2 separate regions of the Homo sapiens genome follow, and region 2 is linked to region 1. Evidence: read pairs that join two places in POLR2A ChIA-PET (ENCODE). Cell type or tissue: PC-9. All regions are shown on one strand. Links, peaks and the distances in the headings refer to the core of each region. The heading gives the core; the rest is flanking DNA. Region 1 has its middle 57 kb from the start of RBX1. Region 2 has its middle 8.7 kb from the start of MIR1281.

Region 1 (11,579 bases), core at 2,273-10,272:
CAGGTTTTGTTTTGTTTTGTTTGTTTGTTTTTTGAGATGGAGTCTCGCTTTGTCACCCAGGCTAGAATGCAGTGGCGCAATCTCGGCTCACTGCAACCTCCGCCCCCAGGGTTCAAGCTATTCTCCTGCCTCAGCCTCCTGAGTAGCTGGGATTACAGGCACACGCCACCACGCCAGGCTGATTTTTGTATATTTAGTAGTGACAGATTTTCACCATGTTGGCCAGGCTGGTCTCGAATGCCTGACCTCGTGATCCACCCGCCTCAGCCTCCCAAAGTGCTGGAATTACAGGTGTGAGCCACCACGCCCAGCTGTAGGCCTATATTTTAATAGTATCTCTGCCTTTTAGTAGCTTGGTGATATCGGCCACTCACTAAGCTTCTCTGAATCTCATGAGCAGAATGGGGTTACTAACACCTCCTTTGCAGGGTGAGGCTCTGGATTTAGGGCACGTGCTATAGAAATGTTAGTTTCCTTCCTCCTAACCCTGGCTCAGCCATTTACTGGCTCTGTGGCCTGGGAGAAGGTCTTTACCTTCTTGGAGCTTCTGTTTCCTCATAGGTATCTCTAAAGTCGCTTCTACACCTGGGAGCCTTGGGCCCTGATGGGTTAAATATGGAAGCTCTGAGAAGCCAGGTTGGCTGCTCCAGCTCCTTCCTTCCCAACCAAAACAAACCCGGAAGTACAGGTTCTTTCTGATGACAGCAACCCCCAGCCACAGGTTTTCCAGGGCTGGGCTAATTTCAGACGAGAATCCCGTGCTTGTCAGACCAGATTTCCTGCTTTGGGACTTGGGAAATCCAGTTGCCTTAAACTGACCTTTCTCTGGGCCACTCTTCTTGTACCAGGTGGAGAACCTGTAGCAAAAAAAAAAAAACTGGTCACAGTCCGTAGACCCACGGCCTCGTAGAGAACGGCAGTGGGAGTCACGACATCGTGCTGGGTCCCAGGGACCTGGTGTTAAGTTCTCCATGGAGCTTTCTGTTTTTCTTTCTTTCTTTTTATAATTGAGGTGAAATTCACATAACAGAAAGTTAATCATTTTTAAGTGTACAGTGGCCAGGTATGGTAGCTCAAACCTGTAATACCAGCACTTTGGGAGGCTGAGTGGAGAGGATCGCTTGAGCTCGGGGTGAGACCCCATCACTATTGTTTTTTTTTTTTTTTTTTTTTTTTTTGAGATGGAGTCTCGCTCTGTTGCCCAGGCTGGAGTGCAATGGCGCAATCTCAGTTCAGTGCAGCCTCCACCTCCCAGGTTCAAGTGATTCTCCTACCTCAGCCTCCCAAGTAGCTAGGACTATAGGACTACAGGAGCCCGCTACAACACCCAGCTAATTTTTGTATTTTTAGTAAAGTAAGGGTTTCATCATGTTGGCTAGGCTGGTCTCAAACTCCTGACCTCAGGTGATCCACCCGCCCCGGCCTCCTAAAGTGCTGGGATTACAGGCGTGAGCCACTGTGCCCCGCCCTCCATCACTATTAAAATAAATAAATAAATAAATAAAAGTGTACAGTTCAGAATCAGTATATTCACAGTATACCCCATACTCATTAAGCACTCACTCTTCATTCCCCCGTCGCTACCCCCAGGCAACCACAAATCTGCTTTCTGTCTCTATGGATTTCCCTATTCTGGACACTTCATGTGAATGGGATCACAAAATATGTGACCTTTTGTGATGCGTCATTCACTTAGCATAATGGTATTTTGTTTTTTGTGAGACAGGGTCTCATTCTGTTGTCCAGGCTGGAGTGTAGTGGCACAATTTCAGCTCACTGTAGCCTCAACCTCCCGGGCTCAAGTGATCCTTCTACCTCAGCCTCCCAAGTAGCTGAGGCTAAAGGTGTGTGCCACCATCCCTGGCTAATCTTTGTATTTTTTTGTATTTTTTCACCGTGTTTCCCAGGCTGGTCTCAAACACCTGAGCTCAAGCAATCCTCCTGCCTCAGCCTCCCAGAGTGCTGGGATTATAGGCATGTACCACCGTGCCTAGCCAGCATAATGTTTTTGAGGTGCATCAACAATTTGTTATGGAGCAGGCCTTCGTTCCTCTTAATGTCTGAATAATAGTCCATTGCATGGGTACACGTCACATTTTATATAGCCCTTCACCAGGTGATGGACATTTGGGTGGTTTCCACCTTTGGCTGTCACGAATAGTGCTGCTATGAACATTCCTGTACAAGTATTTGTTTGGTTTTTTGGTTTTTGTTTTTGTTTTTTTGAGACACAGTCTCGTTCTGTCGACCAGGCTGGAATGCAGTGGCACGATCTTGGCTCACTACAACCTCCGCCTCCTGGGTTCAAGCGATTTTCCTGCCTCCGCCTCCCGAGTAGCTGGGATTACAGGCGCCCGGCACCATGCCCAGCTAATTTTTTTGCATTTTTAGTAGAGAGGGGGATTTCACCATGTTGGCCAGGCTGGTCTCCAACTCCTGACCTCAGGTGATCCATCTGCCTCGGCCTCCCAAAGTGCTAGGATTACAGGCATGAGCCACCATGCCCAGCCTACAAGTATTTGAATACCTGTTTTCAATTATTTTGGTTATATACTCTCCATAGAATTTTAATTCCCTCAAGCTGGGAGAATCATCCCTGCCCTGCCTTACTCTTGGGCTGGTGTGAGGATCAAGTATGACAGTGGAGAAAAAATAGTCGTAGCAGTGCTAACAACTCCACGGCCTGATCCTGAATATCCAACTGCCCGTTAGATATATTCACGTGCATGTTTAACTGGGATCTATATCTCTTTTTTTTTTTAAGATGGAGTCTTGCTCTGTTGCCCAGGCTAGAGTGCAGTGGCACGATCTCGGCTCACTGCAACCTCCACCTCCTGGGTTTAAGCAATTCTCCTGCCTCAGCCTCCCAAGTAGCTGGGATTACAGGCGCCCACAACCACGCCTGGCTAATGTTTATATTTTTAGTAGAGATGGGGTTTCACCATCTTGGCCAGGCTGGTCTCAAACTCCTAACCTCAAGATCCACCCACCTCAGCCTCCCAGAGTGCTGGGATTACAGATGTGAGCCACCACACCTGGCCAGCATCTGTATCTTAATACATCCAAAATTGAGCTCCAGGCCAGGCACAGTGGCTCACACTTGTAATCCCAGCACTTTGGGAGGCAAAAACAGATGGATCACTTGAGGCCAGGAGTTCAAGACCAGCCTGGCCAACACAGTGAAATCCCGTCTCTACCAAAAAATAAAAAAATTAGCTGGACCTGGTAGCACACACCTGTAATCCCAGATACTCGGGAGGCTGAAGCAAGAGAATCACTTGAATTTGGGAGGCAGAGATTACAGTGAGCCGAGATCACACCGCTGCACTCCAGCCTGGGCAGTGACAGAGAGAGACTGTCTCAATAAAACAAACAACAACAACAACAAAAACAGAAAAAAATTGAGCCCCTGATTACCCCACTCCCAAACCTCTTTCATGTCCAGCCTAGCCCGTTTCAGTTGGTGGCAACTCATTCCTTACATTTTTCAGACTCAAAACCCTCCAGCCATCCTTGGCTCTCTCTCATACTACACATCCAACCCCTCAGGAAATAAAGCTATATATATATATCCAGAATCCGGAAGCTGAGGCAGGAGCCTCAGGAGCCTCGCTTGAGCAGGAACCTTAGGAGGCAGGAGGCTTACTTGAGCCCAGGAGTTCCAGGCTGCAGTGAGCTATGATTGCACCACTGCACTCTAGCCTGGGTTACAGACTGAGACCTTGTCTCAAAAAAAAATATATATATATGTGTGTGTGTGTGTGTGTGTGTGTGTGTGTGTGTGTGTGTGTGTGTATCCAGAATCCAACCATTTGTCACCACCACTGCTACCCCCTTGGCACCTAGTACTGAATTCTCTCTGCCCCTCTCTCCCCTTGTTCTTTACAGTCTATGCTCATCCAGGCAGCTGGGGTTAGCCTTTATTTTAATAATCTAAAGCTGGGAGTGGTGGCTCATGCCTGTAATCCCAGCTCTTTGGGTGGCCAAAGCAGGTGGATCACTTGAGGCCAGGAGTTCAAGACCAGCCTGGCCAACATAGCGAAACCCTTCTCTCCAAAAAATATAAAAAATTAACCAGGCATGGTGGCATGCTCCTGTAATCCCAGCTACTTGGGAGGCTGAGGCACAAGAATTGCTTGGGCCTGGGAGGCAGAGGTTTCAGTGAACCAAGATTGCACCACTGCACTCCAGCCTGGGTGACAGAGCAAGATTCCATCTCAAAAAAAATTATTATTATTATTATTTTTTTGACACAGGGTCTCACTCTGTCACCCAGGCTAGAGTACAGTGGCACAATCATAGCTCACTGCAGCATTAAACTCCTGGACTCAGGTGATCCACCCACTTCAAATTCCCCAATAGCTGGGACTACAGGTGCACATTACCATGCCCAGCTAATTTTCAAAAAATTTTTTGTAGAGATGAGGGTCTCGCTGTGTTGCCCAGGCTGGTCTTGAACTCCTGGCCTCAAGCAATCCTCCCACCTCAGCCTCCCAAAGTGTTGGGATTACAGGCATAAGCCACCATGCCCAGCCCCTGAGTTACATTTTAAAGGCTAACCCAGCCTGGGTGACAGAGCAATACCCTGTCTCTGAAAATAATAAAAGAAGAAAAGACTAATAACCCAAAATGTAAGTTAGATTGTGTTGTTTCTATGCTCAAAGCCCTGCCGTAGCTTCTCTTTACTTGGCTGGTGATGACCTACGTGATATGGCCACTTTACCTCTGACTTCATCCCTGTCACTTTCCCTAGCTCACTCCACTCCATCCACCCCACCTAAAGAATTTCACACTGGCCTGCTCCTTCTGTGCAAATACCCTTTCCTGAGATATGGCACATCTGTCTCCCTTCCTGCCAGTCTTTCTTTTTATTTTTTTATTTATTTTTATTTTTATTTTTGAGATGGAGTTTCGCTCTTGTCACCCAGGCTGGAGTGCAGTGGCATGATCTTGGCTCACCACAACCTCCGCCTCCTGGGTTCAAGCAATTCTCCTGCCTCAGCCTCCTGAGTAGCTGGGATTACAGGTGTGCGCCACCACACTCGGCTAATTTTGTATTTTTAGTAGAGACGGGGTTTCTCCTTGTTGGTCAGAATGGTCTCAAACTCCCAATCTCAGGTGATCTGCCTGCCTTTGCCTCCCAAAGTGCTGGGATGCCATGTGAGCCACCGTGCCCAGCCTATTATTAATTTTTTGAGATAGAGTCTCATTCTGTCACCAGGCTGGAGTGCTTGGTGCAATTTCCACTCATTGCAACCTCCTGGACTCAAGCGATTCTCTTGCCTCAGCCTCCTGAGTAGCTGGGACTACAGGTGCACACCACCACACCCAGCTAATTTTTGTATTTTTAGTAGTGATGGGGTTTCACCATGTTAGCCAGGCTGGTCTCGAACTCCTGACCTCAAGTGATCCACCCGCCTTGGTCTCCCAAAGTGCTGGGACTGCAGGCATGAGCCACCATGCCTGACCCCAGTGTCACTTTCTAATGCGGCCTTCTAATAGGGCCACCCTATTTAAAATGACAACCCAATCCATCCTTCTTCCTCTGCATCCCCTCCCCCACTCTATTTTCTTCTTCCATAACATCTTTCACCTTCCAATGATACTTCATTTACTCTTTCCTTGTGTTTATTGTCCCTCTCCCTGGCCTGAACAGAAACCCCATGACAGAAGGGTCTTGGCATGTTTTGTCCAGTGCCTAGAAAGGACCCTGCATGTAGTAGGCACTTGATACATATTTGTTGAATTAGTAAACAATACTACTAACAATGATGTTGGCCGGGTGTGGTGGCTCATGCCTATAATCCCAGCACTTTGGGAGGCCGAGGCAGGCAGATCACGAGGTCAGGAGATTGAGACCATCCTGGCTATCACGGTGAAAACCCATCTCTACTAAAAACAAAAAAAAATTAGCCGAGTGTGGTGGTGGGCGCCTATAGTTCCAGCTGCTGGGGAGGCTGAGGCAGGAGAATGGTGTCAACCCTTGAGGCGGAGCTTGCAGTGAGCCAACATCATGCCACTGCATTCCAGCCTGGGTGACAGAGCGAGACACTGTCTCAAAAAATAAATAAATAATAAATACATAAATAAAGTATCACAAAATATTTTTTAATTAAAAAATAAATACTGGTGACCATTTATTAAGCCCATTACCCACATGCTCTACAAGCATTCCATGTAAACCTCATAAGCAAGGTGGAATTTTTTTGCTTCCATTTTACAGTTAGGGAACCTAAGGCAGATGGTGTTTTAAGCGACTTGCCCAAATCAGCAGAGCTAGCTCCATAGCAGGGAAGGATTTGAGCCCAGGTTTTTAGTTGCCTTTGGAACTCTTGGTCTTTTCTACTTCGCTCAGTGTTCACTGTAGCTGCATGTAACATGGCTCACTCATTCATTCACTTGTTCATTTAGTAAATATTTCCCAAGCCTCCTCCATCCCTCCGCCACCCAAAATGCCAGGCCCTGTCCTGCACACTGGGGACCCATACATCCATGGGTCACGGACCTTGCCCCAGAGGAGCTCTGGTCCCACGGCCTGGGCAATAAGTGTCCCTGTGGGCTTCATTTTTGTTTTCTATTTTTTAAGAGACAGGGTCTTGCTCTGTTACCCAGGCTGGAGTATAGTGGTACCATCACAGCTCACTGCAGCCTCAAACTCCTGGGCTCAAGTGTTTCTCTTGCCTCAGCCTCCCAAGTAGCTGAGACTATAGGCATGCACCTCCACGCCTGGCTAAAGTTTTGTTTTGTTGGTTTTTTTTTTTTTTTTTTTTTTGAGCCTCTATGCCCCAGGCTCAAGCAATCCTGCCTATGTTGCTCAGGCTGACCTCACACTCCTGGGCTCAAGCCATCTTCCACCTCAGCCTCCCAAAGTGCTAGGGTTACATGCATGAGCCATCACATCTGGCTCCCACGGGGGGTTTTGTAAACTGAACAAAGGGAGCTCCCTTTCCCCAGCAATTCATCCCTGGAGTCCATATGAACCAATGTTCCTCATTTACAGCAGAAAAAGCAGCTTCCCATGCTCTAACCCCTGCCTGCTCCTCAGCTGAATGAGGCTGACAGGTGCACACCCTGCAGCATCCTGCACCTCACCAGGTAAACAGGCCTGAAAGAGGGAGGCCATGGGTGTGGGCACAGGCTCAGGGCCAAGCTGACCTCGCAAAGGCTGAGGGGCGGGAAGAACAGGAGGAAGTGTGGGCAATGGGGAGCTGCTGGGTCTGGAGCAATTACCATTGCCACATGGTGAAGACACCAGCCCAGAGGCTGACCTGGGGCTGAGCAGAGCCCAGCAGTAGGGTAGGAAGGGGCCCACCCTTGCTCCTCCAGCTCCCTTTTCTCCCCACCCCTCAACCCCAAACTCTGTCCCTCCTCCTCACTGCCCTGCTGTCAGTTCACCTCCTTTAACCCTTTCCTCCCGTGCCTCCCAAGGAAAAGGGGAAACTAACAGGCCAACTGATCTTCAACGGCCATGGAGCTTCGTTTCTTAAAAATTCATTAAGAGGCCAGGCGCAGTGGCTCATGCCTGTAATCCCAGCACTTTGGGAAGCCAATGGAGGTGGATCACTTGTGGTCAGGAGTTCGAGACCAGCCTGGTCAACATGGTGGAACCCCGTCCCTACAAAAAATACAAAAACGCGCTGGGCATGGTGGTGCATGCCTATAATCTCAGCTACTCGGGAGGCTGAGGCAAGAGAATCATTTGAACCTGGGAGGCGGAGGTTGCAGTGACCTGAGATTGCATCACTGCACTCCAGTCTGGGCGACAGAGGGAGATTCTGTCTCCAAAATATAATAATAATAATAATAATAATAAATAAATTCACTAAAGAAGACCAGGTGTCGTGGCTCATGCCTGTAATCCCAGCACTTTGGGAGGGTAAGGTGTGAGGATGGCTTGAATCCAGGAATTTGTGACCATTCTGGGTAATATAGAGAGACCCCATCTCTACAAAAAATTTAAAACTCAGCCAAGCGTGGTGGTGCCCACCTGTAGTCCCAGCTACTATGGAGGCTGAGGCAAGAGGATTGCTTGAGCCTGGGAGGTTGAGGATGCAGTGAGCCATGATTATGCCACTGCACTCCAACCTGGGCAAGAGAGTGAAATGCTGTCTCAAAAAAAAAAAAAAAATCACTAAGGAGTTGGTAATTGGGTTTGGAGTCTGACTAAACACACGCTCTTGGCCACACACCTGGGTTGCTTTCCTTCCATATATTCATTTAGTTCACACTCATTGTGTGCCAGACCCTCTGGCAGGTGCTGGCGTCCTGAGGAGCTCAGGGTCAGCTGGAGAAGCTGGAGAGGCTACGGTTAAACACAGTACAGCTCTGGGCCAGGAGGGGCTGCAGGGGTCCAGAGAAAGAAGTGAATGACAACGTCGTAATGACAATCCAGTCAAGCCCCAGGGGTCTGAAGTGGAGCTCATTAGACAATTCAAGTGCCTACCTTTTGCAGGACACTGTCTTTCAGAGGCATACAGGCTACTCTGATTGAGCCCTGATGTTATTCCCTGCCTAGAATCCAGGCTAGGTCTCATTGGAAGAGTGGTGTGGACAGCAGAGTGAAGTTTCTGTCATTGGAACTGTACAGCTGGGAGGTTTTAGAAAGGGCACGCTCCCTTCACCCCAAGAAAAAGAAAAGAAGGAAAGGGCACACCCATCATAGAGAGCAGCAAACTGAGTCACAAGAGGTGAGATTTGCTCACTCCCTTAGACCACAGGCTGTCTGGAGGCAAGATATCAGGCTTATCACCATGTTCGTAGCACCTGGGGCATAAAAGGCCTTAAAAAATTATCCAGAGGTAGAATATACATATATATATATTTATTTATTTTTGAGACAAGGTCTCGCTCTGTCACCCAGTCTGGAGTACAGTAGCACAATCCATGCTGACCGCAGCCTCAACCTCCAGGCAAAAGCGATCCTCCCACCTTGGCCTCCTGAGTAGCTGAGACTACAGGCAGGCACCACCATGCCTGGCTAATTTTTTAAAAATTTTTATAGAGACAGGGTAGAATATTTATTGATAGGGTAATATAGAAATGGGTTACTAAAAAGATATATGTTATCTAATCTAAATTTAAAAAAATACAGGCTGGGTGTGGTGGCTCACGCTTGTAATCCCAGCACTTTGGGAGGCCAAGATGGGTGGATCATGAGGTCAGGAGTTCAAGACCAGCCTGGCCAACATAGTGAAACCCCATCTCTACTAAAAATACAAAAATTAGCCAGGCATGGTGGTGCACCTGTGGTCCCAGCTACTCAGGAGGCTGAGGCAGGAGAATCACTTGAACCTGGGAGGTGGAGGTTGTGGTAAGCCTGGATTGCGCCACTGCACTTCAGCCTGCCTGGGCAACAGAATGAGGCTCTGTCTCAAAAAAAAAAAAAACAAAAACCATAGGCACATACACATATATTTTTAAAAGACAGACACTGGTAGACTACAAAATGTTGATGACTGTTATCTGTAACTTGTAGATTGCAGTTGTTTTTAAAAGACTTTTTAAGGCCGGGCACAGTGGCTCACGCCTGTAATCCCAGCACTTTGGGAGGCCGAGGCAGGCGGATCACGAAGTCAGGAGATCGAGACCATCCTGGCTAACATGGTGAAACCCCGTCTCTAGTAAAAATACAAAAAATTAGCCGGGCATGGTGGTGGGTGCCTGTAGTCCCAGCTACTCGGGAGGCTGAGGCAGGAGAGTGGCGTGAACCCGGGAGGCAGAGCTTGCAGTGAACCGAGATTGGGCCACTGCACTCCAGCCTGGGCGACACAGCAAGACTCCATCTCAAAAAAAAAAAAGACTTTTTATTAGGTAAAATTTGAACATGCACCAAAAAATAGAATCAGATGATGAATCTTGGCAGCTAGTCCCAACACCCATCAACCCATGGCTGATCATGCGCCATCCACACTCCATCCCTTTCCTTTGGAAATATTACATGGAAGTAAAGCCCACACCTCATATCCTTTCTTCTGTAAACATTTCAGTGTGCAGTGTGTATCTCTAAAACTCAGGCCTAAAAAACATACCTAACTACAGTACCATTGTAACAACTAAAAAGATATACAATTATTCCTTGATATCAAATGGTCTAGTCAGCGTTCAAATTTCCAATGGTCTCGTAAATGATATTAGATGTTTCTGTTTTGCAGTGGTTTTTTAGTTTTGTTTTTTTTTTTTTGACAGTCTTGCTCTGTTGCCCAGGCTGAAGTACAGTGGTGTGATCATGGCTCACTGCAGCCTCCAACTCCTGGGCTCAAGTGATCCTTCTGCCCCAGCCACCTGAGTAGCTGAGACTAACAGGTGTGTTCCACCATGCCTGGCTAATGTAGAGACAGGGTCTTGCCATGTTGCCCAGGGTGGTCTTGAATTCCTGGGCTCAAGCAATCTTCTCATCTCAGCCTCCCAAAGTGCTAGGATTACAAGTGTGAGTGACCACGCCCAGCCTGTTTTTGTTTTGTTTGGTTTAATCAAGATAAAAATAAGGACCAACCAGGCGTGGTGGCATATGCCTGTAGTCCCAGCTACTCGGGAGGCTGAGGCAGGAAGATTGTTTGAGCCCAGGAGGTTGAGGCTGCAGGGAGCCATGATCATACCACTGTACTTCAGCCTGGGCAACAGAGCAAGACCCTGTCAAAACAAACAAACAAACAAATAAACATAGCCGGGTGCAGTGGTTCACACCTGTAATCCCAGCACTTTGAGAGGCTGAGGCAGACGGATCACTTGAGGTCAGGAATTCGAGACCAGCCTGGCCAACATGGTGAAACCTCGTCTCTACTAAAAATACAAAAGTTAGCCAGGCATGGTGGTGCATGCCTGTAACCCCAGCTATTTGGGAGGCTGAGGCAGAAGAATCGCTTGAACCCTGGAGGCAGAGGTTGCAATGAGCCAAGATCGAGCCATTGCACTCCAGCCTGGGCAAGAATTGCAAAACTCCATCTCAAAAAAAAAAAACAAAACAAAACACTGTAAAACAGAAATATCTAATGTCATTTACAAGACTAACGTCATTGGAAATGTGAATGTTGACTAGACCATTTAACATCAAAGAATTATTGTATATCTTTTTAGTTGTTATAATGGTACTGTAGTTATGTATTTTTTTTAGGCCTGAGTTTTAGAGATACACACTGCACACTGAAATGTTTAAGGAGAAAGAGACACATGCACCACTACACTCCAGTCTCGGAGACAGAGTGAGACCCTGTCTCTAAAATAAATAAATAAGGACCGCACTGTGCAATCAGCTGATATGTCATTTAGGTCTCTTATCTCTAGTTTCTCCTTCCAGCTCTTTCAATTTTCAATGTAAACACATCATTTGTTCTATCATATCCTCCAGTTTGGATTTTCCTGATTGCATCCCTGTGGTACAATTTAACAAGATTTCTGTGCTTTGTATTTCCTGTAAATTCATAGTTTCTTATAGGCCTGATCAAATTTAGATTAGAGGGTCTGTTGTTTTTGTTACTGCTGTTGCTTTAGAGACTGGGTCTCACTCTGTGGCCCAGGCTGGAGTGCAGTGGTGCGATCATAGCTCACTGCAGCCTTCACCTCCTGGGCTCAAGAGATCCTTC
Region 2 (12,944 bases), core at 4,945-12,944, 77 kb after region 1:
CAGCCTTGAAATCTTGGGCTCTAGTGATCCTCTCTCCTTAGTCTCCCGAGTAGCTGGGACTACAGGTATGCATGTGCCACCAAGCCTGGCTAATTTTCTAATTTTCTGCAGAGATGAGGTCCTGCTGTGTTGCCCAGACTGGTCTCAAACCGCTGGCTTAAATGATCCTCCCACCTTGGCCTCCCAAAGTGCTGGGACTACAGGCATGAGCCACCATGCTTGGCCAAGGCTTGCTGTCTTGTATGCCTCTAGCAACCTTGATACCCCCAAAGTCTTACATCACTAGGCAGTGCCATACATTCCCCTCTCTTGTAAGCCACGTCACCAGTGCCCATTGTCCAGGTGCTGGGCTTTACGGATTTGCTGTGCCAGCCCTGGCCATGTCCCCCTTACTTGTGCCTGGACTGCAGAGCCAAGCAGTTGTCCAATTATTTCACACAGGCTTCTTCCTTTTGCCCAGGAAAACCACTTGGAATCATTCAAGACTCAACTCCTGGTGGGGTGTGGTGGCTCATGCCTGTAATCCCAGCACTTTGGGAGGCCAAGCGGGTGGATCACGAGGTCAGGAGATCAAGACCATCCTGGTTCACATGGTGAAACCCCCGTCTCTACTAAAAATACAAAAAATTAGCCAGGCATGGTGGCAGGCACCTATAATCCCAGCTACTCAGGAGGGTGAGGCAGGAGAATCGCTTGAACCTGGGAGGCGGAGGTTGCAGTGAGCCGAGATCAAGCCACTGCACTCCAGCCTGGGCAACAAAGCAAGACTCTGTCTCAAAAATAAATAAATAAATAAATAAATAAAATAATTCAGCTCCTAGGCTGTCTCCTAGAGGAACATCAACATTTCCAGGGCATGGTAGTTACACCATCACCTTTGTGTGAACCTCTGTGTTAACTTCCACTACAAAATTCTGTCATTGGGCCAGGTGCGGTGGCTCACGCCTGTAATCCCAGCACTTTGGGAGGCTGAGGCGGGCGGATCACGAGGTTAGGAGATCGAGACCAGCCTGGCCAACATGGTGAAACCCCGTCTCTACTAAAAACACAAAAATTATCTGGGTGTGGTGGCGCATGCCTGTAATCCCAGCTACTCGGGAGGCTGAGGCAGGAGAATCGTTTGAACCCAGGAGGCAGTGGTTGCAGGGAGCCGAGATCATGCCACTGCACTCCAGCCTGGTGACAGAGGAATACTCTGTCTGAAAAAAAAAATACTGTCATTGATCTATTGTTTTATTGTGTTTACATTTCTGTTTCACTAGATAGTAAGACCCTCAAGGACATGGACTGAGTCTGATTTTCCTGTGGTCTTGTTTGTCCAGCTGTCCATGCATGATCTCCATATGGGCATCCCACAGGCACATCACCATGCCCACTGCTGAACTCATCTGAAGCACTCTCTGAATGTCCATACATCACCCAAGCCTCTATCATTGCGTCTCCCACATGAGCTTGCTGTTTCCTATTTATGAGTCTGACTCTCCTACTAGGTAGTGAACAACTGAAGACAGAAACCAGGTGAGTTTCATTTGTTCTTCTATCCCTGCTGCCCAACACAGTGCCTGCCACATAGAGGTTAATTCATGTTCATTGAACTGAACCAGATATTTGTATCTTCAGGGCCAGTTACCTAAGAAATGCTCAAGACCTGTTTGTTACATTACATTCTAGAAAAGATGCTTCTCCCAAAGCCTTCTGCCCACCCTCCTTCTCTGGCAGGCTTGGATTAACACTGAGAGCCAATAGTTTGTCACATAGCAACAATAGTAAAGAATGAGCTACTGCCGAATAGAGCAGATGCTTGCCTGCTCCAGAGAGCAGAGCAGAGCTATTTTGAGATCCTTTAGGTAGAGTCACAGTCTGATAGGTCCACCCATTGTGGCTACAGTTACCACACATGGCATCAGCTTAGGGGGTACAAGGCATCAAAAAAATCTTATTTGCATATCAGTTTCTTTTGCCATCCTTTGGAGAATCCTTTTAGAATATAAAGGACTAGGCCGGGTACGGTGGCTCATGCCTGTAATCCGCGCACTTTGGGAGGCAGAGGCAGGCAGATCAACTGAGGTCGGGAGTTTGAGACCAGCCTGACCAACATGGAGAAACCCTGTCTCTACTAAAAATACAAAAAAATTAGCTAGGTATCGTGGCACATGCCTGTAATCCCAGCTACTTGGGAGGCTGAGGCAGGAAAATTGCTTGAGCCTGGGAGGCGGAGGTTGCGGTGAGCCGAGATCATGCCATTGCACTCCAGACTGGGCAACAAGAGTGAAACCATGTCTCAAAAAAAAAAAAAAAAAAAAAAGGAAAAAAAAAAGAATATAAAGGACCAAATTTTAGGTATTTTTTTATAATTTTCTAATTATGAAGTCAATTGGGCTTTTGTTTATAATACTGTTAACATTTTAATATTCCACTGAATTACTGTACAGATGTGCTAATTGATAGATAAGATGACCACATATTCTAGGGCCGGGCGTGGTGGCTCACACCTGTAATCCCAGCACTTTGGGAGCCCAAGGCGGGTGGATAACCTGAGGTCAGGAGCTCAAGATCAGCCTGGCCAACGTGGTGAAACCCTGTCTCTACTAAAAATACAAAAATTAGCTGGGCATGGTGGTGCATGCCTGTAGTCCTAGCTGCTCAGGAGGCTGAGGCAGAAGAATCGCTTAAACCCGGGAGGCAGAGGTAGCAGTGAACTGAGATCGCACCACTGCACTCCAGCCTGGGTGACAGAGTGAGACTCTGTCTCAAAAAAAAAAAAATGACCACATATTCCAAAATAGGACCCAGGTGTCCTATATTCCAAAAGGCAGGACCCAGGTGTCAGCCCAAACTTCCCAGCATCATACCCATGGCCCTCTGTTGTCTGGCTGGGCCCACCTTTTCAGTGTCCTCTCCTGCCTGGGCACATGATGCTTTACCCATGGTGAGCAGCATTCAGGCACCAATGTGACAGGTGCTTATGCTCATGCATTATCCATCTATGTTTGCCTTGAGGGAGCCCCACCACTCTGGCCAGTAACTATTTATTTCTACAAGCTTCTCTCCAAGTAGATGGTGTGTCACCAGGACAGGAACAGTGTGTACTCCATCTTTGAATTCCTAGTACCCAGCACAGTGCTGGGCGCAGAGAAGAGGCTTCATAAGGGTTGGGTTGGGGTATAAAGAGTGCAAGTTCTGGCCAGGCATAGGGGCCCATGCCTGTAATTCCAGCACTTTGGGAGGCTGAGGCAGAAGGATGGCTTGAGGCCAGAAGTTCGAGACCAGCCTGGGTAACACAGCGAGACCCCGTCACTACAAAAAATACAAAAATTTTGCTGGGTGCAGTGGCTCACGCCTGTAATCCCAGCACTTTGGGAGGCTGAGGTGGGCAGATCGCTTGAACCCAGGAGCTCAAGACCAGCCTGGGCAACATGGAGGTCTAAAGCAAGTGAAATGTCCTTCATTAATGAGTACAAAGACTTACTCTCCCTCTGGTTTAAAGTCTCTGCTAAAAACAGAAAAATAAGCTGGGCATGGTGGTGCAGACCTGTAATCCTAGCTACTCGGGAGGCTGAGGTGGGAAGATCAGCTGAGCCGGGGACTTGGAGGTTGCAATGAACCAGCATCGTGCCACTGCACTCCAGCCTGAGCCACAGAATGAAACACTGTCTCAAAAAAAAAAAAATTAGCTGGGTATGGCACTGCACATCTGCAGTGAGGCTGAGTGGGAAGGATCACTTGAGCCCAGGAATTGGAGGCTGCAGTGAGGCAGGATCGCACCACTGCACTCTAGTCTGGGCAACAGAGTGAGATCCTGTCTCTATAAAAACAATTTCTTTTTTTAAAGAGTGCAAGATCCTTGGTTACCTCTGGTTCCGCTGGTGCATTTCATTCCTGATGGTGGCACAATCATGCCTAATGATATGGAAAGTCACAAGTTCTGTGGCTGTTTTTGTGGGTTTGCCACTCTGTTTTTAAATTCTATGGAAAAGATATTGTGTGCATGTGAGTGTGTGTTTGTGAGCATGTTTATGTATAGAACTTCCCTCTTTCTTTATTCATTCAATAAACACTCATTGGCTATGTATTCTAACCCAGTTCCTGTCCTAGGTGCTAAGGTCTTGAGGAAGCATAAGACCTGCCTCCTGCCCAAAGAAAGTAGTAAGGGTTCTGTAGAAAGAGTCCTGGATATCATGCTGGAAGACCTCCATTCCAACCTTCCTTTTGCTTCAGTTTGGGGCCTCATGAAGGACATTTCATTTCCTTTAGAGCTCGTTTCCCAGAGTAAACACTTACTCTATTTCTGGTGTAATTATAAAGAATCCAGTCAAGCTATCTGAGATTCCAGAAGACAGAGAGGTTGACTGGCACCCTGATGGACAAGTAAGCTAGATCAAGTCCTTTTCAGGGCCAGAAAGCCCTTGTGGCTGTAGTAGCATAGATGAGGTTGGGGCAGGTGGGGATCCACTAACCCTGACCAGATTCACAAATCGATGGTATGTATTCATCTGAACGATAAGTTTGGGTTGAGTCCCTCTTCATCAGGTCTTAAATTAGGAGCTGGGAAAGAGAGATGGACGACATGGTCGCCTTCCCTGCTGTGCAGGAAAGGCTGACAAGGACCCAGGCAACTATAATATGGTGTGTAATGTAGGTGATTCAAAAGTACAGGATAGGCTGGGAATGGTGGCTCACACCTATAATCCCAGCACTTTGGGAGGCTGAGGCAGGAGGATCGCTTGAGGCCAGGAGTTCGAGACCAGCCTGGACAACATACTGAGAGCTGTCTCTATTAAAATAATAATAATAGCCAGGCACGGTGGCTCATGCCTGTAATCCCAGCACTTTGGGAGGCTGAGGCAGGTGGATCATGAGGTCAGGAGATCTAGACCATCCTGGCTAACATGGTGAAACCCTGTCTCTAATAAAAATACAAAAAAAATAGCCAGGCATGGTGGCAGGCGCCTGTTGTCTCAGCTACTGGGGAGGCTGAGGCAGGAGAATGGTGTGAACCCGGGAGGCGGAGCTTGCAGTGAGCCAAGATCGTGCCACTGCATTCCAGCCTGGGCGACAGAGGGAGACTCCATCTCAATAAATAAATAAATAAATAAATGAACAAATAAAAAATAATAATAACAAAAGAAGGCCAGGCACAGTGGTCATGCCTGTAATCCAAGCACTCTGGGAGGCTGAGGCAGGAGGATCTCCTGAGGTCAGGAGTTGGAGACCAGACTGGCCAACATGGTGAAACCCCATCTCTACTAAAAATACAAAAATTAGCTGGGCATGGTGGTGGGCCCCTGTAATCCCAGCTACTCGGGAGGCTGAGGCAGGAGAATTGCTTGAACCCGGTAAGCAGAGGTTGTAGTGAGCTGAGATCGTGCCACTGCACTCCAGCCTGGGTGACAGAGTGAGACTCTGTCTCAAAAAATAAAAATAAAAAAGGCTGGGCACGGTGGCTCTAGCCTGTAATCCCAGCACTTTGGGAGGCCGAGGGGGATGGATCATGAGGTCAGGAGATCAAGAGCATCATGGCTAATATGGTGAAACCCCATCTCTACTGAAAATACAAAAAAATTAGCTGGGCATGGTGGCATGCACCTGTAGTCCCAGCTACTTGGGAGGCTGAGGCAGGAGAATCACTTGAACCAGGGAGTCAGAGGTTGTAGTGAGCTGAGATTGCGCCACTGTACTCCAGCCTGGGCAACAGAGTGAGACTCCGTCTCAAAAAATAAAGAAATTAATTAATTTAAAAAATTAAAAAATAATTAAATAATTAAAAATAAATAAATAATAAAATAAGTACAGGGTATTTGCCAGAGAGGGCACAAGAGGAGTGTGTAACTAGGGCTCAGAGGGATCGGGGTGGGGGGGTGCTTTATAGAAAAAGGAATATGTTAGTCGAGACCTGCAGGGTGATCAGGAATTTGTGGGTAAAGAAAGGATTGCAGTGGTGTTTCAGACAGGAGTATATGTGTGTGAATGTCCCAACAACAGAGAGAGCATGGCACCAGAAGAATAGAAATAATTCCACTTGGCTGCCGGGAGGGAAGTTCAGAGAAATAAGGTAGGTAAGCATGTACCATTCCCTGCAATTGAAACTTTATCCTAACAGCAAAGAGGAACCATTGAAGGTGTTTTTGTTTTTGTTTTTTGAGACGGAGTATCGCTCTGTTACCCAGGCTGGAGTTCAGTGGTATGATCTCAGCTCACTGCAACCTCTGTCTCCCAGGTTCAAGCAATTCTCCTGTCTCAGCCTCCTGAGTAGCTAGGACTACAGGTGCACGGCACCATGCTGACTAACTTTTTTTTTTTTTTTGTATTGTAGTAGAGACGGGGTTTCACTGTGTTGCCCAGGCTGGTCTCGAACTCCTGAGCTCAAGCAATCCACCCACCTCGGCCTCCCAAAGTGCTAGGATTACAGGCATGATCCACTGCACCCGGCCTGAATGTTATTTTAGAAAAAATACTTTCTAGTTTTGACTTCAAACATCATAAAAATTTGTAACGTACAATGAACACTCCCCATAACACTTCTCTCACCCCAGTACTGCTAACAGTTTGGTGCATATTCCATCAGCTTCTAACCCTTTATTTATTTATTTATTTATTTTTATTTTATTTTATTTTTTTGAGACAGAGTCTTGCTTTGTTGCCCAGGCTGGAGTGCAGTGGCGCGATCTCGGCTCACTGCACGCTCCGCCTCCCGGGTTCACGCCATTCTCCTGCCTCAGCCTCCCAAGTAGCTGGTACTATAGGCACATGCCACCATGCCCAGATAATTTTTTGTATTTTTAGTAGAGATGGGGTTTCACCTGTGTTAGCCAGGATGGTCTCGATCTCCTGACCTCGTGATCCTCCTGCCTCAGCCTCCCAAAGTGCTGGGATTACAGATGTGAGCCACCGTGCCTGGCCCTAACCCTTTATTTATTTATTTATTTATTTATTTATTTATTTATTTAATTTTTTTTTGATTTTTATTATTATTTTTTGAGACAGAGTCTCGCCGTGTTGCCCAGGTTGGAGTGCAGTGGCACAATCTCAGGTCACCACAACCTCTGCCTCTCGGGTCCAAGTGATTCTCCTTCATCAGCCTCCCGAGTAGCTGGGACTACAGGCACGCACCACCATGCAGGGCTAATTTTTGTATTTTAGTGGAGACGGGGTTTCACTATGTTGGCCAGGCTGGTCTCAAACTCCTGACCTCATGATCCTCCGGCCTCAGCCTCCCAAAGTGCTGGGATTACAGGCATTAGCCACCATGCCCGGTCTAACCCATTATTATTAATAATTATATTTGTAAAAATAGAGACATTCTATACCTACTATTTACCAATATGCTTTTTGTCCTTAGTAATACATAGACATCTTTCTATGGTAGTATATATCTGCCTACTCATTTTCAATTGACTGCATAATATCCCATCATTGTAAGACTGTTCCATAGTTTTTGTTGTTGTTGTCTAGCTGTGATAAAATCTATGGTACGTAGGCCATGCGCGGTGGCTCACGCCTGTAATCCCCGCACTTTGGCAGGCTGAGGCGGGTGGATCACCTGAGGTCAGGAGTTCAAGACCAGCCTGGCAAACATGGTGAAATCCCATCTCTATAAAAAATACAAAAATTAGCTGGGCATGGTGGTGCACACTTGCAGTGCCAGGTACTTGGGAGGCTGAGGCACAAGAATCACTTGAACCCAGGAGGTGGATGTTGCAGTGAGCGGAGACTGCACCACTGCACTCCAGCTGGGCAACAGAGTGAGACTCTGTGTCAAAAAGAATATATACATATATTATTCCCACAGTGCTGGGATTACAGGAGTGATCTATTTTTCTTTTCTTTTTTTTTGAAACAGGGTCTCACTCTGTCGCCCAGGCTGGAGTGCAGTGGTATGATCTCTCAGCTCATTGCAACCTCCACCTCCTGGGTTCAAGCAATTCTTGTACCTTGGCCTCCAGAGTAGCTGGGATTACAGGCATGTGCCACCATGGCCAGCTAACTTTTTTGTATTTTTAGTAATATATATATATATATATATATATATATATATATATATATATAATCCCTGTAATCCCAGCCCTTTGGGATTTTTATATATTTTATATATATGTTTTATATATATATACATAACATGTATAGAGAGAAAGAAAGAACATAAAATTTATCATTTTTACCATTTAAAAAAACTTTAGTAAGTTCTCATGAAATACACATATATAAAATTTATGGTCTTAACCTTTTTTTCGTTTTTTTTTTTTTTTTTTTTTTGAGACAGAGCCTCTCTCTGTCACCCAGGCTGGAATATAGTGGAGGCATGATCACGGCTCACTGCAGCCTTGACCTCCCAGGCTCAGGTGATCCTCTCATCTCAGCCTCCTGAGTAGCTGGGACCACAGGTGTACACCATCATGCCTGACTAACTTTTTTTTTTAAATGTTTGTAGAGACAGGGTGGGGGGCGTCTCACCCCGTTGCTCAGGCTGGTCTCGAACTCCTAGACTCAAGGGATCCTCCAGCATTGGCCTCCTAAAGTGTTGGGATTACAGGCATGAGCCACCATACCTGCTTCCTCTTAACCATTTTTTAGTGCACAGTTCAGTGGCATTAAGTACACGAAACTGTTGTACAGCCAACACCAGCATGCATCTGCAAAACTTTCTCATCTGCTCAAAGGGAAACTTTGTACTTATTAAATAGATCTTCCCATTCCCTTCTGTCCCCAGCCCCTGGCAACCACTGTTCTACTTTCTGTCTCTATGAATTTGGCTACTGTAGACACCTCATATAAGGAGAATCATATCCATTGTTTGTTTGTTTTTTAACCATTCGCCTACATACAGGCTGTTAGTTTGTTTCCCTTTGTTGGGGAAGGTGAAGAGGAGGGACTATTACACTGCTGCAGGGAACATTCTCACATCTTTGTACACTTGTAGAATGTGTCCTAGATTCTGGGATTTTCAAAGGCTATAAACATTCAGTATGAACCTAAAAGTTTGTACCACGCTCTATTTCCACTAACAGTGTATGAAAGCCCAAATTCTCCACTTCCTTGCCAATATTGGCTATTAAAATATTTTTCTTTTTCTATTTTTCTTTTTTTTTTTTTTGAGACAGAGTCTCACTGTGTTGCCTACGCTGGAGTGCAGTGGCACAATTGTGGCTCACTGCAACCTCCACCTCCTGGGTTCAAGCAATTCTCTGCCTCAGCCTCCCTCCCGAGTACCTAGGATTACAGGCGCCCACCACCACACCCGGCTAATTTTTGTATTTTTATTTTTTGAGACGGAGTCTTGCTCTGTGGCCCAGGCTGGAGTGCAGTGGCGCCGTCTCAGCTCACTGCAAGCTCCGCCTCCCGGGTTCACGCCATTCTCCTGCCTCAGCCTCCAGAGTAGCTGGGACTACAGGCGCCTGCCACCAGGCCCGGCTAATTTTTTTGTGTTTTTATCAGGGACGGGGTTTCACCGTGTTAGCCAGGATGGTCTCGATCTCCTGACCTCGTGATCCGCCCACCGCGGCCTCCCAAAGTGCTGGGATTACAGGTGTGAGCCACCGCTCCGGGCCTAATTTTTGTATTTTTAATAGAGACAGGGTTTCACCATCTTGGCCAGGCTTGTCTTGAACTCCTGACCTCAGGTGATCCACCTGCCTTGGCTTCCCACAGTGCTGGGATTACAGGCGTGATCTATTTTTCTTTTCTTTTTTTTGAAACAGGGTCTTACTCTGTCGCCCAGGTTGGAGTGCAGTGGTATGATCTCTCAGCTCACTACAACCTCCACCTCCTGGGTTCAAGCAATTCTTGTACCTTGGCCTCCGGAGTAGCTGGGATTACAGGTGTGTGCCACCATGTCCAGCTAACTTTTTTGTATTTTTAGTAGAGACGGAGTTTTGCTATGTGGGCCAGGCTGGTCTCAAACTCCTGACCTCTAGTGATCTGCCCGCCTCAGCTTCCAAAATGCTGGCATTACATGCGTGAGCCACCATACCCAGCTTCAATTCTGCTGTTCTGAAGCCATCTTAAGAGTCACCTTGATTGTCTTTGTGTGATCCATATTTTCTTGCCATCAGCCACTTCCAACATGGCCAATTTCAGGTTCAGGGTCCTGGGGAAAGGCCAGAGGAGCACATCTCAAGAAGATGCCCCAAGCATCAGAGTTCTGCATGTACAGCAGAGCCGGGGGCCATGGCCTCTGATTTCTTTTGGTTGAATTTTCTCATGGGATGTTCCTCAGATCTCCTTCAATCCACTTCTTATATCTAGTCCTACAGTATTTTTGGCCAGGTGGGCAAGGTATGTTTGAATGCTGCTTTGATTCAAGCTGGATCCTGTGTAAAACTAAGCAAATCTTTTTCCTAAAGTTTACAGAAACTCTTTAAAAAGAAAAAAAAAAAAGCTGGGTGCGGTGGCTCACGCCTATAATCCCAGCACTTTGAGAGTCCAAGGCAGGCGGATCACGAGGTCAGGAGTTCGAGACCAGCCCAGTCAACATGGTGAAACCCCATCTCTACTAAAGATACAAAAAATTAGCCAGCGTGGTGGCGCAAGCCTGTAATCCAAGCTATTCGGGAGGCTGAGACAGCAGAATTGCTTAAACCTGGTAGGCGGAGGTTGCAGTGACCCGAGATCGCACCACTGCACTCCAGCCTGGGTGACAGGGCGAGACTCTGTCTCAAAAAAAAAAAGAAAAGAAAAGAAAAGAAAAGAAAAAGAGGCCAGGCTCGGTGGCTCATGTCTGTAATCCCTGCTACTAGGGATACTAGGGAGGCTGAGTCAGGAGAATTGCTTGAACCTGGGAAGCAGAGGCTGCAGTGAGCCAAGATCATGCCACTGCACTCCAGCCTGGGCAACAGAGTGAGACTCTGTCTCATAAGAAAAAAAAGAAACTCTTAAAAAAAAAAAAACCAGCTGGGGCCAGGTACAGTGGCTCATTCCTGTAACAGCACTTTGGGAGGCCAAGGTGTGTGGATCAACTGAGGTGAGGAGTTTGAGACCAGCCTGGCATGGTGAAACCCCGTCTCTACTAAAAATACACAAAATTAGCTGGGTCCGTGGTGGTGCATGCCTGTAATCCCAGCTACCAGGGAGGCTGAGGCGGAAGAATCACTTAAACCTGGGAGGCAGAGGTTGCAGTGAGCGGAGATCATGCCACTGCACTACAGCTTGGGTGACAGAGCAAGGCTCTGTCTCAAAAAAACAAGAAAACAAACAAACAAAAACAGGCCGGGTGCAGTGGCTCACGCCTGTCATCCCAGCACTTTGGGAGGCCAAGGCGGGCAGATCACGAGGTCAACAGATCTAAACCATCCTGACCAAAATGGTGAAACCCCATCTCTACTAAAAATACAAAAATTAGCTGGATGTGGTGGCGCACACCTGTAGTCCCAGCTACTCGGGAGGCTGAGGCAGGAGAATCACTTGAACCCAGGAGGCAGAGGTTGCAGTGAGCTGAGATGGCGCCATTGCACTCCAACCTGGCAACAGAGCCAGACTCCGTCTCAAAAAAAAAAACAAAAAAAAAAAACTGGGCAAGCAATCTCCCACCAGGAAATGACAGAGCAAGTTTCCAGGTGTCCTCCACATTTCTCATTTCTTTGCTTTGTTTTTTAAAATATTTATTTATTTATTTTAAGAGACAGGATCTCTCACTCTATTGCCCAGGCTGTAGTGCAGTGGCATGATTACACCTCACTGCAGCCTCGACTTCCCAGGCTGAAGTGATTCTCCCATTTCAGTATCTGGAGTAGCTGGACTACAGGTGCTGTGTACACCACCGCGCCTAAGTAATTTTTTTTTTTTAACTTTTGTAGAGATGGGGAATAGGGGGGTCTCTTTATGTTTGCTGGGCTCAAGCGATCCTCCCACCCTCGTCTCCTGAAACGTTGGGATTACAGGCATGAGACACTGTGCCCGACCAACATTCTTTCCTTTGTACTCCTTAGTCTGAATATGGGTATAAACTATTAAAAATAACAAAATTATCCCTGAAGGCCAATCTTGATCTCACTCCTACACATTGAATTCATCCTGTAACAACTTTAAGATAAAGAAGTTCTGTCCTTTTCAATTTGCCTGCTTTTTTTTTTTTTTTGAGACGGAGTCTCGCTCTTTCGCCCAGGCCAGAGTGCAGTGGCGCGATCTCGGCTCACTGCAAGCTCCACCTCCCGGGTTCACGCCATTCTCCTGCCTCAGCCTCCCGAGTAGCTGGGACTACAGGTGCCCGCCACCGTGCCCGGCTAATTTTTTGTATTTTTAGTAGAGACGGGGTTTCACCGTGTTAACCAGGATGGTCTCGATCTCCTGACCTCGTGATCCGCCCGCCTTGGCCTCCCAAAGTGCTGGGATTACAGGCGTGAGCCACCGCACCTGGCCTTTTTTTTTTTTTTTGAGACAGAGTCTCGCTCTGTCGCACAGGCTGGAGTGCAGTGGGCGATCTCTGCTCACTGCAGGCTCTGCCTCCCAGGTTCACGCCATTCTCCTGCCTCAGCCTCCCGAGTAGCTAGGACTACAGGTGCCCGCCACCACGCCCAGCTAATTTTTTTGTGTGTGTTTTTAGTAGAGACGGGGTTTCACCGTGTTGGCCAGGATGGTCTCAATCTCCTGACCTCCTGATCCGCCCTCCTCGGCCTCCCAAAGTGCTGGGATTACAAGCGTGAGCCACCACGCCCGGTTCAATTTGCCTGCTTTTCTACTGCAGTTTGGGTGATCTAGGCCTGATCATTAGAGGACAGATTCCATCCCTGTCAGCAACTTCAATTGCTCCATTAGGATCTTCACTCTTATGTTCTTATTTATTCATCCCAACATTAATTTAAAAAACAAACAGAAACAATATAAAAAAAAAAACAAAGAAAATCCAACAATTTGCAAATACCAGCTACGGAGCATGAGATATGAAATAAAAGAAAAAAAATTTTTTTTTCTTTGGGACAGAGTTTTGCTCTTGTCGCCCAGGCTGGAGTGCA

Evidence for each region. Peaks named below come from ENCODE experiments on the same cell type or tissue, not always from the same donor. Only the 100,000 strongest peaks of a DNase experiment are listed, where the experiment ranks them.
Region 2: POLR2A ChIA-PET joins it to region 1 with 11 read pairs; 10 of 35 experiments call an interaction of 5 or more read pairs at or near these places.

What each region holds. Positions count from the first base shown.
Region 1 is chr22:41,002,524-41,014,102 of GRCh38, forward strand. No RefSeq gene overlaps it. Among named protein-coding and RNA genes, the nearest start is that of RBX1, 57 kb to the left of the region's middle. In PC-9, for the core only: no CTCF peak of the experiment used is centred there; DNase peaks (open chromatin) are centred at 6,848 and 7,138; H3K27ac peaks cover 1,277 bases.
Region 2 is chr22:41,077,348-41,090,291 of GRCh38, forward strand. No RefSeq gene overlaps it. Among named protein-coding and RNA genes, the nearest start is that of MIR1281, 8.7 kb to the right of the region's middle. In PC-9, for the core only: no CTCF peak of the experiment used is centred there; no DNase peak of the experiment used is centred there.